2 separate regions of the Homo sapiens genome follow, and region 1 is linked to region 2. The links are chromatin contacts, found by Hi-C or POLR2A ChIA-PET in ENCODE. All regions are on one chromosome and are shown on one strand. The core of a region is the stretch at or near the end of the contact, and the rest is flanking DNA. Distances in the headings are between cores, read along the strand shown. Region 1 overlaps HDC (histidine decarboxylase). Region 2 has its middle 14 kb from the start of ATP8B4.

Region 1 (7,507 bases), core at 307-2,806, 110 kb before region 2:
TTTTGATGCCTTCTGCTGGCACAAAAGCCCCCAAGCTGCTCCCCAGCACAACAGAGTTTTGCTTGGAAATCAAAGGCTTAGTAGTTTTCTGCTGGGGAAACATTGTCCATCAACAAAGGGGTAACATCCCAACTGTGCCTGGCTCAGGAAACTGGGGTGAAGGGTGAAGGTGAGGACATTTGTGAGGATTTGATAATCTTGTGTATGGGCAGATAAATACGCAGTGGGACAAACATTTATTTTTAGTCAACAGAAATTGTGGTAGAAACTTTCTGACGTTTGAGGGAGATGTCATTAGGAAACCACGTGACTCATTAGAATAACTGTAAATGTTTTCCAAATCCTCTGCTCTATTTTCAGATCTGAGAAATCAGTCTGAAATTGATTTGGAAATTTTCAGATGTATGGTGACTGCAACCTTGAACTTTAAGCTCTGTTGAATTTGGCCACCAGGAGCAAAGAGTCAATTTTCATCTAACAGCGGCAGAAATTTGGGTGCTCATTTGAAATCTGACAGCTGGAGTGATGGCTCTCAGATCACAGGAATCTCACAGGAAAATGAACAAGGCAGTGTAAGGTTAAATAGGGGTCATCTTGGCTCTAGACAGAAATGCTACTGTGATTTGTAGCTCACATTTTAAAATAATCTAAATAGCCAACACCTACTGACAACTTCTTCTGAGGCTCTTGGCGTTCTTTGTCCTCACACCACTTGCCCGGGAGGTGCAATTGGTTCTTTATGTCCCGGACTGATGAGCCAGTGAGGTGGCACTACCCAAGGTCACACAGCTAGTAAGTGGCACAGCTGGAGGCGAAACCTAGGTCTGCAGGGCTCTAGTGTCTGTGCTCTAACTACCATACTTTACATTTTGGGAGGAATAAAAATAGAACTTTATTTTCTGCTATTCAAGGAATAAAGATTCATTTAGAGTAAAAATGTATTTCCCTTATGTTGAGTTTCTGGGCCGGGATGAAATGTTTAAAGCAGCACTTGAAAGCAAAGTGCCCTTCTCATTGGTTCAGGGTAATGGACTTGACTTCCACTTGTCTGGCTCTCAGACAAGTGACTATTGGCCACCTTCATCAGTGATTTGGTCACACGATGGGGCAACCCTTGGGGAGCTTGGCTTACTCCTTAGCAACAGCTCCCAGAGTCATGGTGACATCGTCCATCCCTGGAGGGCTGGGCAGGCAACAGATAATGCCCAGAAATGCCCGAGGGAGTGGGGCACCCTTGTCTCTAACCTTGGGCACTGTGTTCCTTTGTTTCTAGCACTGGCAGATCCCCCTGAGCCGACGGTTTCGCTCTGTTAAACTCTGGTTCGTGATTCGGTCCTTCGGGGTGAAGAATCTTCAAGCACATGTCAGACATGTATGTAGCATGCTGCTGTGGGGGCTGAGCCTGTGTTCCTCTGTTTTCTCATGGCGAGGAAGGCTGGTTTCTACTTTGCAGATCTGCCTAGGAGACTTGCGGTGTGTGGTTCAGGTGTCTGGGCCTGTTCCTCAGCTCCTGGGACTTGATTCTCTTTGTTAACCAGAGGAGCGCTGAGCACAACATGCCCTGAGGGCTGCCTGATGCCTGTCCTCTGCTGAGTGTCTCACCGTTCCCCTTGCTGTCACTGAGCACTGGGGAGGGTTGGCCCCAGAGTCTGGTTTGCAGGAAAGAGAAAGAGAAAGTAAATCAAGGGGAAGTGTGTGTGGCCAGGGTAGGATCCTATCTGCTTTGGAATTACCTCAATGGTCACAGCTGGCTGAATATTTTAGCACTATTATGATTATGCCTGAAATAAAGCTCCCCTGGCTTGGACAGGTAGACCTACCAAGTCTGGAACAAACCTCCCTGCATCAACAGGCATTTATTGAAGGCCTATTTTGCTTAATTTATTTCTATTCAATTCAACAATTACAAGGTATTGTGCTAAGAAAGGGACACAGAGGTAAATGAGACAGGTGCAGCCTCTCTCCCATGTTCTTCATGGAAGAAGCGGGACTTAACTAAGAACTCTGGCCACTGGCATTGTTCTCCCACTTCTACAAGAGTCCACATGCAAGACAAAGCCATTGATAAAAGTAGTGGGGGAAGCTGAAGACACTGTCCTTTCTGCCTATGTGTGTCTTTGTCCTTCCACCTTTCCTCTAGGGAATTCCTTCTTGGTTAAACAAACACAAACCAAAATGAAGTGGTGGAAGCGGTAACTATGATTTTTTTTAACATTTAAAAAAAATAATTATTATGCTTACATAATAATTACGTATATATTTATGGGGTATGTGTGAGGTTTTGATACAGGCATACAATGTGCAATGATCAAATTAGGGTAACTGGGTATCCACCACTCAACCATTTATCATTTCTTTGTGTTAGAAACATTCTAGTTCCATTCTTTAAGTTAGTTTGAAATGTACAGCAAATTATAGTTAACTATAGTTGCCTTATTGTGCCGCCTAACATTAGATCTATTTAATTGTATTTTTGCGCCCGTTAACTATCACCTCTTTATCCCCCATTCCCTGCTACCCTTCCCAGCCTCTGCCAACCATCATTCTACTGTGCGTCTCCACGAGCTCAGTTTGCTTACTTTTTAACTCCCACGTTTGAGTGAGAACATGTGAAATTTGTCCTTCTGTGCCTGGCTTATTTTGCTTAACATAATGTTCTCCAGTTTCCTATGACTGGTTTTAATGTTGGTAATTTTACCTTTGTAATCACCACTGGTTGTTTACCAATGAGCAGCTGCCACCAACAATATTGAGGAACTTTAGGCACTTTGTGCTGTTTCTAGAAATGCAGACTCAAGACTGGAGGGTTGTGGGCGGGGAATGGTTGGTGGAGGTTACAAGTAATTAGGAACATTTTTTTGCTTACAGTTTGGGACTGGATATTCAATGTGCAGATCCTGACTAACCTCCCTTAGCACTTCTGTTTGCAAATCAAACCCCTGAATTCCTCCTATTAGCAACCCCATTGCCTACCATATGAGGCCCACACTCCTGGGCCTGGCTTTCAAGGACTTGACGATTAGCTCCTACCTTAGCTTGGGCATTTCATCGACCCATCCAGACCTCATGCTCAGTCCATCTCTGCACCTTCACCCGTGTCCTTCACCTGAACTACCCTCTCCTCTCCAAATGTTGTGAATGGATTAAATTCTGCTTCCACTAGAAGCTTTTCTGCCTATTCCATCTGTTCTGGTTTCTGCTTCATTAGCATTCCTGTGATCACCTACTCAAACACCTTTACAAAACTGTGCTCAAAGTTCTTCCAATGTCCCACAATAGAAGAAATGGAATTAAAATAAAGTTGTTTGATATGATTTGATTTTATCTCTTCAACTTGACGGTGATGATAATTATTGACACTTGCGTAATGCCTTCAATACAAAAATAAATTCTAGTTCTTCATTAGATCCTTAGCACAGTGCCTGGGGTGGTCACTCTAACCTGGCAAGGCTCAGAGGGAGTAATTGCCCTGCTTGAGGGAAGAAGGCCCGGGACTTTCCCTGAAGCCTCCCAATTCCAAATCCTTTCTTCATAGTTCTGGGCTGCTTTCTACTACACTGAGCTCTTGGAAAGTTATATAAAATTAAATTTCATATTTCTGTGTTACAGAGAAGTGCTTTAAAGAATGGATTTTTAGTTCTACCCTTTACTGTTTGATGACCTTAGACAAATTACTTAACCTTTCTATATTTGTCTGCCTTATTTATTTATTGTTATTTATTTTTGAGATGAGGTCTCTGTTGCTCAGGCTGAAGTGCGGTAGTGCCATCAGAGCTCACTGCAGCCTTGACCTCCCCAGGCTCAGGTGATCCTCCCACCTCAGCCTCCTGAGTAGCTGGGACTACAGGCGCATACCATCATGCCTGGCTACTTTTTGTATTTTTTGTAGAGATGGGGTTTTGTCATGTTGCCCAGGTTGTTCTCACGCTCCTGGGCTCAAGCAATCTGCCTACCTTGGCCTCCCAAAGTGCGAGGATTACAGGCATGAGCCACCACCCCTGGCCATGCCTTCCTAATTTATAAAAATGAGAAAAGGATACTACCTCTCTCAAATTAAATGAGATAATATATATGCAGCCCTTAGCACAGGGTCTACCTACTACTCAGTTAAGTACTCAATGAGTACCTCTTCCTCTTCTCTTCTTCCCCTTCTTCATCATCTCCTTCTTCATCTAATTATAATAAATTGTCATCATCATCACCATCATCATCATCATCATCCTCATCTCCTATCACCTACAATAGGGATTGGTAAACATTTCCTGTAAAAAGCCAGATACTAAATACTTTTGGCTTTGTGGGCCATACTCTATTGTAATTACCTCTGTACTACAAGAGCTACCGTAGACAATATGTAAACAAATGGGAATGCTGTGTTCCAAAAAACTTTACAAACACAGGTGGGGGCTATATTTGGCCATGGCTGCACTGTGCCTGCCCTTGACCTAGAGCGGTGCAGGGCACTGGCAGCAGCTCTGCTTTCATGACCTGTAAAGTGGGGCTTTGGAGGTGGCAGTGCTGCCTGTGCTCTGTATTCTCCTCTCCCCTGACCTCTGCTTCTGTTATTGCAAACAGCATGTGTTGTAGGAGGGATAAAAGCACAGTGGGAGGAGATCTACCTACTGTCACTTGTACCTTGGGAAAGTCACTTTCCCTTGGTTCCTTCTAAAAAATGGAAAGATTGAGCTGGGCACAGGGGCACGTGTCTGTAGTCCCAGCTACTTGGGAGGCTGAGGTGGGAAGCTCAATTGCTCCCACCATAGCCCAGGTGGGAGTTCTGGGCTATGGTGTGCTATGCCAATTGAGTGTCCGCACTAAGTTCGGCATCAATATGGTGACCTCCCAGGAGCAAGGGATCACCAGGTTGCCTAAGGAGGGGTGAAGGGGCCCAGGTTAGAAATGGAGCAGGTCAAAACTCCTGTGCTGTTTGAAACTGACCACGCAGGGGAGAAAGGGGCTCTGAGAAAGATTTGGAGAAACTCATTTCATTATGGTCAAAAGACAGGCTCAGGGCCAGACATGGTGGCTCATGCCAGTAATCCCAGTACTTTGGGAGGCCTAGGAAGGAGGATCGCTTAAGCCCAGGAGTTTGATACCAGGGTGAACAACCTAGTGAGACCACTGTCTTTACAAAAAAATTAAAAAATGTAGCTGGGCATGGTGGTGCATGTCTGTAGTCCTAGCTACTCAGGAGGTGAAGGTGGGAGGATTACTTGAGCTCAGGAGTTCAAGGCTGCAGTGAGCTTTGATTGTGCAACATGCCTCTGTACTCTAGCCTGTGTGACAAAGCAAGACCCTATCTCTCAAAAAAAAAAAAAAAAAAAAAAAAAAGAGGTTCAGCTAACTCCCTTGCCCTCTCTTGAAATAGAGCAGTAAGTATGAGAACTAACTGATAGAATTACTTAGCAAATATTTTATTGAGATCTTCTGGATGCTTGGAGAAATTTTTAAAAAGAAAAGAGAAGGCAAGTCCTGTCCTTGTTTAGTTAGTAATCCTGGGTTAAAAACAAAAAGCAAAAAACCCCAGGACATTTAAAAAGATGGTATGAACTTCAGTGGAAGATTAATATAATACAAAGCCTTTAACATTTTAAAATTGTAACAAAATATTCATACCATAGAATGTACCATTTTACTCATTTTTAAGTGTACAATTCAGTGGCATTAAGAATACTCACAATGTGGTGTGACCATCACCATTATTTCCAGAATTTTTTCATCATCCCGAGCAGAAACTCTGTATCCATTAACCAGGTCCAAAACCTTTCCATGATGGGTGGAGACAAGATGTGAAAATATGTTCTCTATGGAATGTCAGAAACAGGGGATGAAAAGGGCATTTGGGGTACAGGGTGAGAAGAGGTTTGAGAGGCAAGTGAAGCATGTAGGCTTAGGATGGGGCAGGGCCGCCACTAGCCCATATGGCAACTTGATGTGCACTACAAACAGGCATCTCTTCCTTTAGGCACACGCAGCTCGCATGAGGCACCTGGCTGGGAACGCAGAGCATGGACTGGGTTTTGGCCCTCACTTGCCCACTTGGCCAGTCAAGGAGCTGTGAAATCAGGAGTTGAGGCCGGGTTGCCTGGACTGCAAAGCACATGCCTTCTGGGTTCTGGGGCTGAGTTGAAAGAGGGCCCTGAGATGAGTTCTCGAGGTGGATCCCATGTGACAGGAAACAGGGCGCCATTGGAAATTTTCCAGCTTGGAATATGAGCAAAATCAAATGGAGATGACAATGAGGCAGAAGCCGCTTACAACGGCTGTGACGGGAAGATGGCCCTGGTTTAAAACCATTTAGCAGTCTGAAAGTTTATGCATAGTCTCTTGTCTGATGATTAATCTCAGTTCTCTTTATACTTGCAATTCCAGGGTACTGAAATGGCTAAATATTTTGAATCTCTGGTCAGAAACGACCCTTCCTTTGAAATTCCTGCCAAGAGGCACCTTGGCCTGGTGGTTTTTCGTCTAAAGGTAATACCATCTTCCAAGCCCCTCTGTGAATGATGTCTTGTGGTGCTCCAGAGCCTCTCGGAAACACAAATGCTGGGCTCTGGGGATGCTGACAGGGGGTGCGATGGAGACTTCACTTCCTTTATTTTTCAAACAGGGTCCTAATTGTCTCACAGAAAATGTGTTAAAGGAAATAGCTAAAGCTGGCCGTCTCTTCCTCATCCCGGCCACTATCCAGGACAAGTTAATCATCCGTTTCACTGTGACATCCCAGTTTACCACTAGGGATGACATCCTGAGAGACTGGAATCTCATTCGAGATGCTGCCACTCTCATCCTGAGTCAGCACTGTACTTCCCAACCCAGCCCTCGGGTTGGGAACCTCATCTCCCAAATCAGGGGTGCCAGAGCCTGGGCCTGTGGAACGTCCCTTCAGTCTGTCAGTGGGGCAGGAGATGATCCAGTCCAGGCCAGGAAGATCATCAAGCAGCCTCAGCGTGTGGGAGCCGGTCCCATGAAAAGGGAAAATGGCCTCCATCTTGAAACCCTGCTGGACCCAGTTGATGACTGCTTTTCAGAAGAGGCCCCAGATGCCACCAAGCACAAGCTGTCCTCCTTCCTGTTCAGTTACTTGTCTGTGCAGACTAAGAAGAAGACGGTGCGCTCCCTCAGTTGCAACAGTGTGCCAGTGAGTGCTCAGAAGCCACTGCCCACAGAGGCCTCTGTGAAGAATGGGGGCTCCTCCAGGGTCAGAATCTTTTCCAGGTTTCCAGAAGACATGATGATGCTGAAGAAAAGTGCCTTCAAAAAACTCATCAAATTCTACAGCGTCCCCAGCTTTCCTGAATGCAGCTCTCAATGTGGACTCCAGCTGCCCTGTTGCCCTCTGCAGGCCATGGTTTAGACACAGGGCCTTCAGCCAGAGTCTGAGGATATACTTCAGGGACTCTGTGAACCCCTCACAATTGTATGCCAACTTTGTGTGCTTATGTGTACATGCATTTTTCTTGGGGCGAGTTCATAATTTTAATCAAATTCTCATAGGGGTTCATGA
Region 2 (6,772 bases), core at 570-3,069:
AGAGCCCCACGCTCACCATCAAGCAGTGTGGCCTCTTAAGACACACAAAGTTTGTCCTGTGTTCTCAGTACCACATCACAAAGGGTAAACCCCCCAAATGGGACATCTGTTCACTTTCAAAAAGAGAGAAGGGAGGAAGTGAACTAATTTCTACTTAGCAATTAAGCACTGCTCATTTAGCAAAGGAAACAATTAGGATACAATATCTTGATCATGGAAAAATCAAACAGTCTTTACAACCCAACATTTAAGCCACATTTGCCCCAGCCTGGCTTTATCCCTGTATGAGTGGTGAACTGACTGGCTTTTTAATTTTTCTCCTGGATGTTTTGACATTTTATAGATGCACACAATGCATTTGTGAAGTGCCCACAGTTTGAAGTTTCTGCATAGCCCTCCTGCCTTTAGTCCTTGCCATGATAAACATGCCCAGATAGCAACTTCACAGAAGGCTGTGAACTTTGAAGTCTTTGAAAAATCTAAAAATTATATGACAGTGTTGTATATGGAATCACTGGTGAGAGAAAGCCAACATCTCCCTGAGTGCCAGACACACGGCCCTCATAAATCCTGGGCTAAGAGCAGAGAGGGGTGGTCTTGTTTACTTAAACTCTGGGATGGAATGGGCATGCTTAACATCACAGTAATCGACTCAATCAGGGGATCCAAATGGAATTGCTGCTACTCGTGTGCATTTAAATGTCATGGTTATATCAATAGTTCGGAAGAGGAAAGTATCCACGCTCAAGGTTGGATTAAATAAAACAGCTTCACCTTTCATTGAAATGTACATGAAAGAATTATTAAACGTCAGAGGACCGTTCAGTTTAATTTTGGGGAGATATGAGTTTACCAGTGAGAATTTAGCATTCTTCTGTAGGCCCTTTGAAGCTACATGTGTGTTCCCTTAATTGGATAGAAAGTTTCCCCATTGGATATAAGAGGAGCCTAGGACATTTCTCTTTATGGTACTCTGCTTCAACGGCATAGGTATTTAGTTACAGTTTTATGTATGTCAGGTTTCAGTTATTATGACTGGTGAAAATATGTCCAGAAAGTAGACTCCAATTCCTTGTTTAGCGGAAAGCATTTGCTTATTGTGCCACCAGGTAAAGTCTCATTTGGAATTCTTGTGCTTGGATTTTTAATGAGTTTGTTCCCCATACTTAGTTTAGATTTACAGAATGTCTAGGGGCGTGGCCATATGTGCACATAAAAGGTCACATAAAGTGATCTCGGGCAGATATGACAGGTCAGATGCTCTGGGTATAGCTCAAGCAATTCCCGCAAGCCGCAATGATAATGATTCATGGAAATGGGGTTAAAATGAAAGGTTCTCTGAAGTGTGACACCGTCAAGTGATGGTGGAGTGGTTAAAGATTGAGAGCAATATGGAAAAACTATTCAGAATATTGTTGGAGGGAAAATCCAGATAATGAAATGTAGAGTACCTCCTTATCAACCTACAAGCTGAATTTGTCACACTAAATATTTAATGAAGAGAAAACTGAGAAAGTTTAGAGATGAATGATGTGTCACACTCATATCTCAAAAGGAGAAAAGATAGCTTTTAGATTTCAACCAGCTAAGGACTAAAGGACTGGGGACATAAAACCATTTAAATTTTCCTCTAAGATTAGATTTTGAGGCTCTAAGTTAAGGCTTGTTGTTCTAGACAACCCACTTGAACATTCAGAAAACCTGAAGAATCTTTTTAACAATGTTCAGGTTTTGTTTTACTGCTGTGAGAGTAAAAATAACTTCACCCTCACATCTGATGAGTCACAGAGTGACTGTTGAGCTTGAAATGTTCTCTACTTCTGCTTTGTGATGAGCTAGCTGAGCATTGGTATGCAGAACTCAAACAGATGGACCAGAATTTGTTCCACGTTCACTCTCCTTATTTTTGTCAATGCCACCAACATTCCCCTAGCCATTAGGGCAAAGAATGTGACATCATCTTTGACATTTTACCTCTTCCTTCCCCTTCTGTTGCCAAATGTTGTCAGTTCTATATTTGGAATATTTCTTGAATCTATACTTTGTTCTCCATTCTTGTTGACACTGCCTTAGGCTATTATTGTCATGTACTAGGATAATTGTAAGGGTCATAATCTAACCCTAACATATGTTTTTTCCCCTGATTTCCCGTTATCTCCTATGCACTCCACTTGCCAGATAGACTGAAGTACAGTATTTGATGTTCTTTGCAGATACTCTGTTTTCTGACTTCTCTGTCTTTGTTCCTGCTGTTCTTTCTACTTGAATGGCTTTCACTCCTTATTGTTGTATACAGGAATCACACCAATTTTCAAGGACTAGCTCAAGAGCTTTCTCTTCCCCAAAGTCTGCTCTGATCTTGACCCTCTTCTCACTTGCCTTTCTTTCCCATTGCAACTTTCTTTCCACCTTTATAAGAGCGCTGATCATTGCATAGTTTACTTGCCATAGTTATTTTTACATTATGTTTTATTTCTTCTGCTAAACTCCAACTTTTAATTTTTATTTATTTTTACTTTTGACAGTCTATTTTTCTTTTTTTCCATTTCCCTCTCACTGACAGTCTATCATTCTTACATATTAATTTATTTTTCCTTAGTTTTACTGAGGTATAATTTATGAATAAAAATTATCTATATTTAAGGTATACAATGTGATGATTTGATATACATATACATTGTGAAATAGTTACCATAATCAAGCTAATTAACATATCCAATCACCACACAGTTACCATTTTTTTATTTTAAATTTTTATTTTTTATAGAGGTGGGGTCTTGCTATGGTGCCCAGGCTGGTCTTAAGCTCCTGGCCTCAGCGATCCTCCTGCCTTGGCCTCCCAAAGTGTTGCGATTCCATGCATGAACCACCATACCTGGCTCATTATTTTGTGTGTGTGGAGAGAATGCTTAAGATTTACTCTCTTAGCAAATTCCAAGTATACAATGCAGTATTATTAACTATAATCATCATGTTGTATGTTAGATCTCCAAAACATATTCATCTTATGACTGAAAGTTCATAAATTTTGACCAACATCTCCCCATTTCTCTAACCCCAGCCCCTGGCAACTGCTTATTATGCTCTCTGCTTCTGTGAGTTTGACTTTCTTATTTTTAATTTATTTTTGTTTTTTATTTTTGATACAGGGTCTCACTCTGTCACCCAGGCTGGAATGCAGTGGCGTGATCATGGCTCACTGCAGCCTCCACCTCCCCAGACTCAGGTGATTCACCTGAGTAGCTACTCAGCCTCCTGAGTAGCTGGGACTACAGGCACATGCCACCACGCCTGGCTAGTTTTTTGTAATTTTTTTTTTGTAGAGATGAAGTTTCCCCATATTGCACAGGCTGGTCTCAAACTCCTGGGCTCAAGCAATCCTCCTGCCTTTGCTTCCCAAAGTGCTAGGATTATAGGTGTCGGCCACTATGCCCAGTGAGTTTGACTTTTTTAGATTTCACATGTAAGTGAGAATTATACAGTATTTATCTTTCTGTTTCTGGTCTATTTCACCTAGCATAATGTCTTCCAGGCTGATCTAGGTTGTCACAAATGGAAGGATTTTCTTCATTTTCATGGCTGAATAATATTCCATTGTATGTACAAAACTTCAAGTTTTTTAAAAATTATACTTTAAGTTCTGGAATACATGTGCAGAATGTGCAGGTTTGTTACATGAGTATACATGTGCCATTGGTGGTTTGCTGCACCTATCAACCCATCATCTACATTAGGTATTCTCCTAATGCTATCCCTCCCCTAGCCCACCACCCCTCAACAGGCCCTGGTGTGTGATGTTCCCCTCCCTGTGTCCATGTGTTCTCATTGTTCAACTCCCACTTTTGAATGAGAACATGTGGTGTTTGCTTTTCTGTTCCTGTGTTAGTTTGCTGAGAATGATGGCTTCCAGCTTCATCCATGTCCCTGCAAAGGACATGAACTCATCCTTTTTTGTGGCTGCATAGTATTCCATGGTGTACATGTGCCACATTTTCTTTATCCAGTCTGTCACTGATGGGCATTTGGGTTGGTTCCAAGTCTTTGCTAGTGTGAATAGTGCTGCAGTAAACATATCTGTGCCTGTGTCTTTATAGTAGAATGATTTATAATCCTTTGAGTATATACCCAGTAATGGGATTGCTGGGTCAAATGGTAATTCTGCTTCTAGATTCTTGAGGAATTGCCACACTGTCTTTCACAATGGTTGAACTAATTTACACTCCCACCAACAATTTAAAAGCGTTCCTATTTCTCCACATCCTCTGCAGGGTCTGTTGTTTCCTGACTTTTTAATGATCGCCATTCTAACTGGCATGAGATGGTGTCTTATTGTGGTTTTGAATTGCATTTCTGTAATGACCAGTGATGATGAGCCTTTTTTCATGTTTGTTGGTTGCATAAGTGTCTTCTTTTGAGAAGCGTCTGTTCATGTCCTTCACCCACTTTTTTATGGATCCATAAAAGAATCCATATCTAATTAATATTCATATTACCAATGCAAGCTTAGGATGGCTGTTCCTGTACTTTTTATTATGAAAGTCATGAAACAGAATACTAATTATTTAATAGTAATACAGCCTGTACTTAAATAAATATTGCCAATAACTTGTTTATTTTCAAGTTGGTTTCGGGGGTGCCAAACCACAGGCCAATTGTTGAATGACTATTATAGTGTGTGTGTGAGTACTATAATCAGGCATAGAAACAATGGCCTTTGGCATTACCTTTAAAAATAAGTGAAAGGACAAAATAAATCTAATAAGAATTTGGACTAATATAAATATAATCAGGTTAAATTTCCAGAACAAAACATTTTTGTTTCTAATGCTGAGTAACAGGTGCAAGAGCAGTAGCTGCGTGATTTTATAACCATTATTTTTAAAATATTTCTAATTACATGATAATATTAATTGAAATATAAATATTTTTAGTATTTTAGTATTAAAATATTTATATTTCAGTTAATATTAGTATAATATAATATTATATGAATATAATAATATATAAATATTGTTAGTATTATTCCAAAGATACTACTAAGAGTTTGAAGTATATCAATGCTTATATATTAGTGTTAAACATTTGATTATAAGATATTGAAATGTTACTCCCCTTTTTGCCTAATTGTGATGAACTAGAGCTTATATTTCTAGCATATAAATGAAGAATCAGACATATCTGGTTCCTTGGGGATGAAACATTCACACCAGCTCCTCTAGCGAATAAAAGGAGAATCATTATAGAGAGGCAGAGATAGTGGATTGGTTAGGCACATAGATTCTAGAACCAGACTGTCAGGTTCAAATTCCACTTCTGCCATTTTCTAGCTCTGCAGCTTTGTGAAAGTTCTTTAACCTCTCTGTTTCTCTGATTCTTTATCTGTAAAGGATAGAATTATTGTAATATGAAATGAATTACTATATATGAAGCACTTAGAACTATTAAGTACTGCATAGCTATTAGAAGTTCTTACCTATCATTATTGATGTGGTTAGGTTTTGTGTCCCCATCCAAATCTCATTTTTAATTGTAATCTTCATAATCCCCATAATCCCCATGTGTCAAGGAGAGATCAGGTGGAGGTAATTGAATCATGGGGGCAGTTTCCCCCATGCTGTTCTCGTGATAGTGAGTGAATTCTCATGAGATCTGATGGTTTTATAAGGGGCTCTTTCCCCTTCACTAGGCACTTCTCCTTCCTGCTGCCTTGTGAAGAAGGTGCCATGCTTTCCCTTCACCTTCTGCCATGATTGTAAGTTTCCTGAGAACTCCCCAGCCATGCTGAAACTGTGAGTCAATTACACCTCTTTTGTTTATAAATTACCCAGTCTTGGGTAGTTCTTTATATCAGTATGAAAATGGACTAATACAATTACTAACATAGAACGTTAGACTAAGGAGGGTTGCTTAGACATTGCAATCCAAGACTCTTATTTATTTTTATTTTTTTAATTTTTTTTGAGTCAGAGCCTTGCTCTGTCACCAGGCTGGAGTGCAGTGGCACCATCTCGACTCACTGCAGCCTCTGCCTCCTGGGTTCAAGCAATTCTCCTGCCTCAGCCTCCTGAGTAGCTGGGACTACAGGCGCCTGCCACCACGCCTGGCTAATTTTTTATATTTTTAGTAGAGACGGGGTTTCACCTTGTTAGCCAGGATGGTCTCGATCTCCTGACCTTGTGATCCGCTCGCCTCAGCCTCCCAAACTGCCGGGATTACAGGCATAAGCCACTGCACCCAGCCAAGACTCTTATTTTTTAGATGAAGAAACTGAGACCCCAAGAAGTTGAGTGACTTATATAAGAATACTCAGTTACTCACCAGAGCCTGGGTAATCTTATCACAGGAGTCCTGGGCTCTTACATTCTGTGCTAAGCCCAGTGCTACCAGTGGGAAATTGAGTTGCTACCCTCAGGTATTAGAGACCCAGACAAGTGGACAGGTGTGATTATAGCAAGGCAAGTGCCATGATGGGGAAAGGCAGCATATCATGGGAGCCCAGAGAAGCTCTGATTTCTTAAAATTCTCTGAAGAGGGTTCCTAGAGGAAGTGAGAATGCAGTTAAGACCTGAAAGATGTGGAAAATTTAGCCAGGTAAACAAGGCAGGGAAAGGGCATCTATGCAGGCTGTGAAAAGGCCTCAACATTCATATAGAGTAGAGAACCAAAGAAGTCTAGTCTGGCCAAGTGGTGGAGACCTCTAGATCTCTTTATAGCAAATGAAAATCTCCCTAGTACTCTACCATGTAATTTCTTTTCTTTTCTTTCTTTTTTT

The links. A loop is a pair of places that touch in the nucleus more often than their neighbours do. ChIA-PET counts read pairs that join two places held with the same protein, here RNA polymerase II (POLR2A). Pooled maps may share reads with other maps.
Region 1: a loop to region 2 is called in a pooled map, with 9 times the contacts of the local background. The contact joins two enhancer-like sites. A Hi-C loop is called at or near these places in 1 of 168 maps with a recorded cell type or tissue (PC-9) and 9 of 50 pooled maps. POLR2A ChIA-PET finds 5 or more read pairs at or near these places in 3 of 52 experiments (activated CD4-positive, alpha-beta T cell and activated naive CD4-positive, alpha-beta T cell).

What each region holds. Positions count from the first base shown.
Region 1 is chr15:50,242,110-50,249,616 of GRCh38, reverse strand. HDC (histidine decarboxylase) reads left to right here. Exons shown (of 12, transcript NM_002112.4): 10 at 1,274-1,372; 11 at 6,373-6,474; 12 at 6,611-7,507. The coding sequence ends at 7,357. It also overlaps the pseudogene RN7SL494P. Among named protein-coding and RNA genes, the nearest start is that of HDC, 20 kb to the left of the region's middle. Within about 2 kb of position 1,556, at least 9 of the 41 ENCODE cell types and tissues checked have a DNase peak (open chromatin) inside an H3K27ac peak, as active enhancers do.
Region 2 is chr15:50,129,963-50,136,734 of GRCh38, reverse strand. It overlaps a transcript of ATP8B4 not described here. Among named protein-coding and RNA genes, the nearest start is that of ATP8B4, 14 kb to the right of the region's middle. Within about 2 kb of position 1,819, at least 4 of the 41 ENCODE cell types and tissues checked have a DNase peak (open chromatin) inside an H3K27ac peak, as active enhancers do.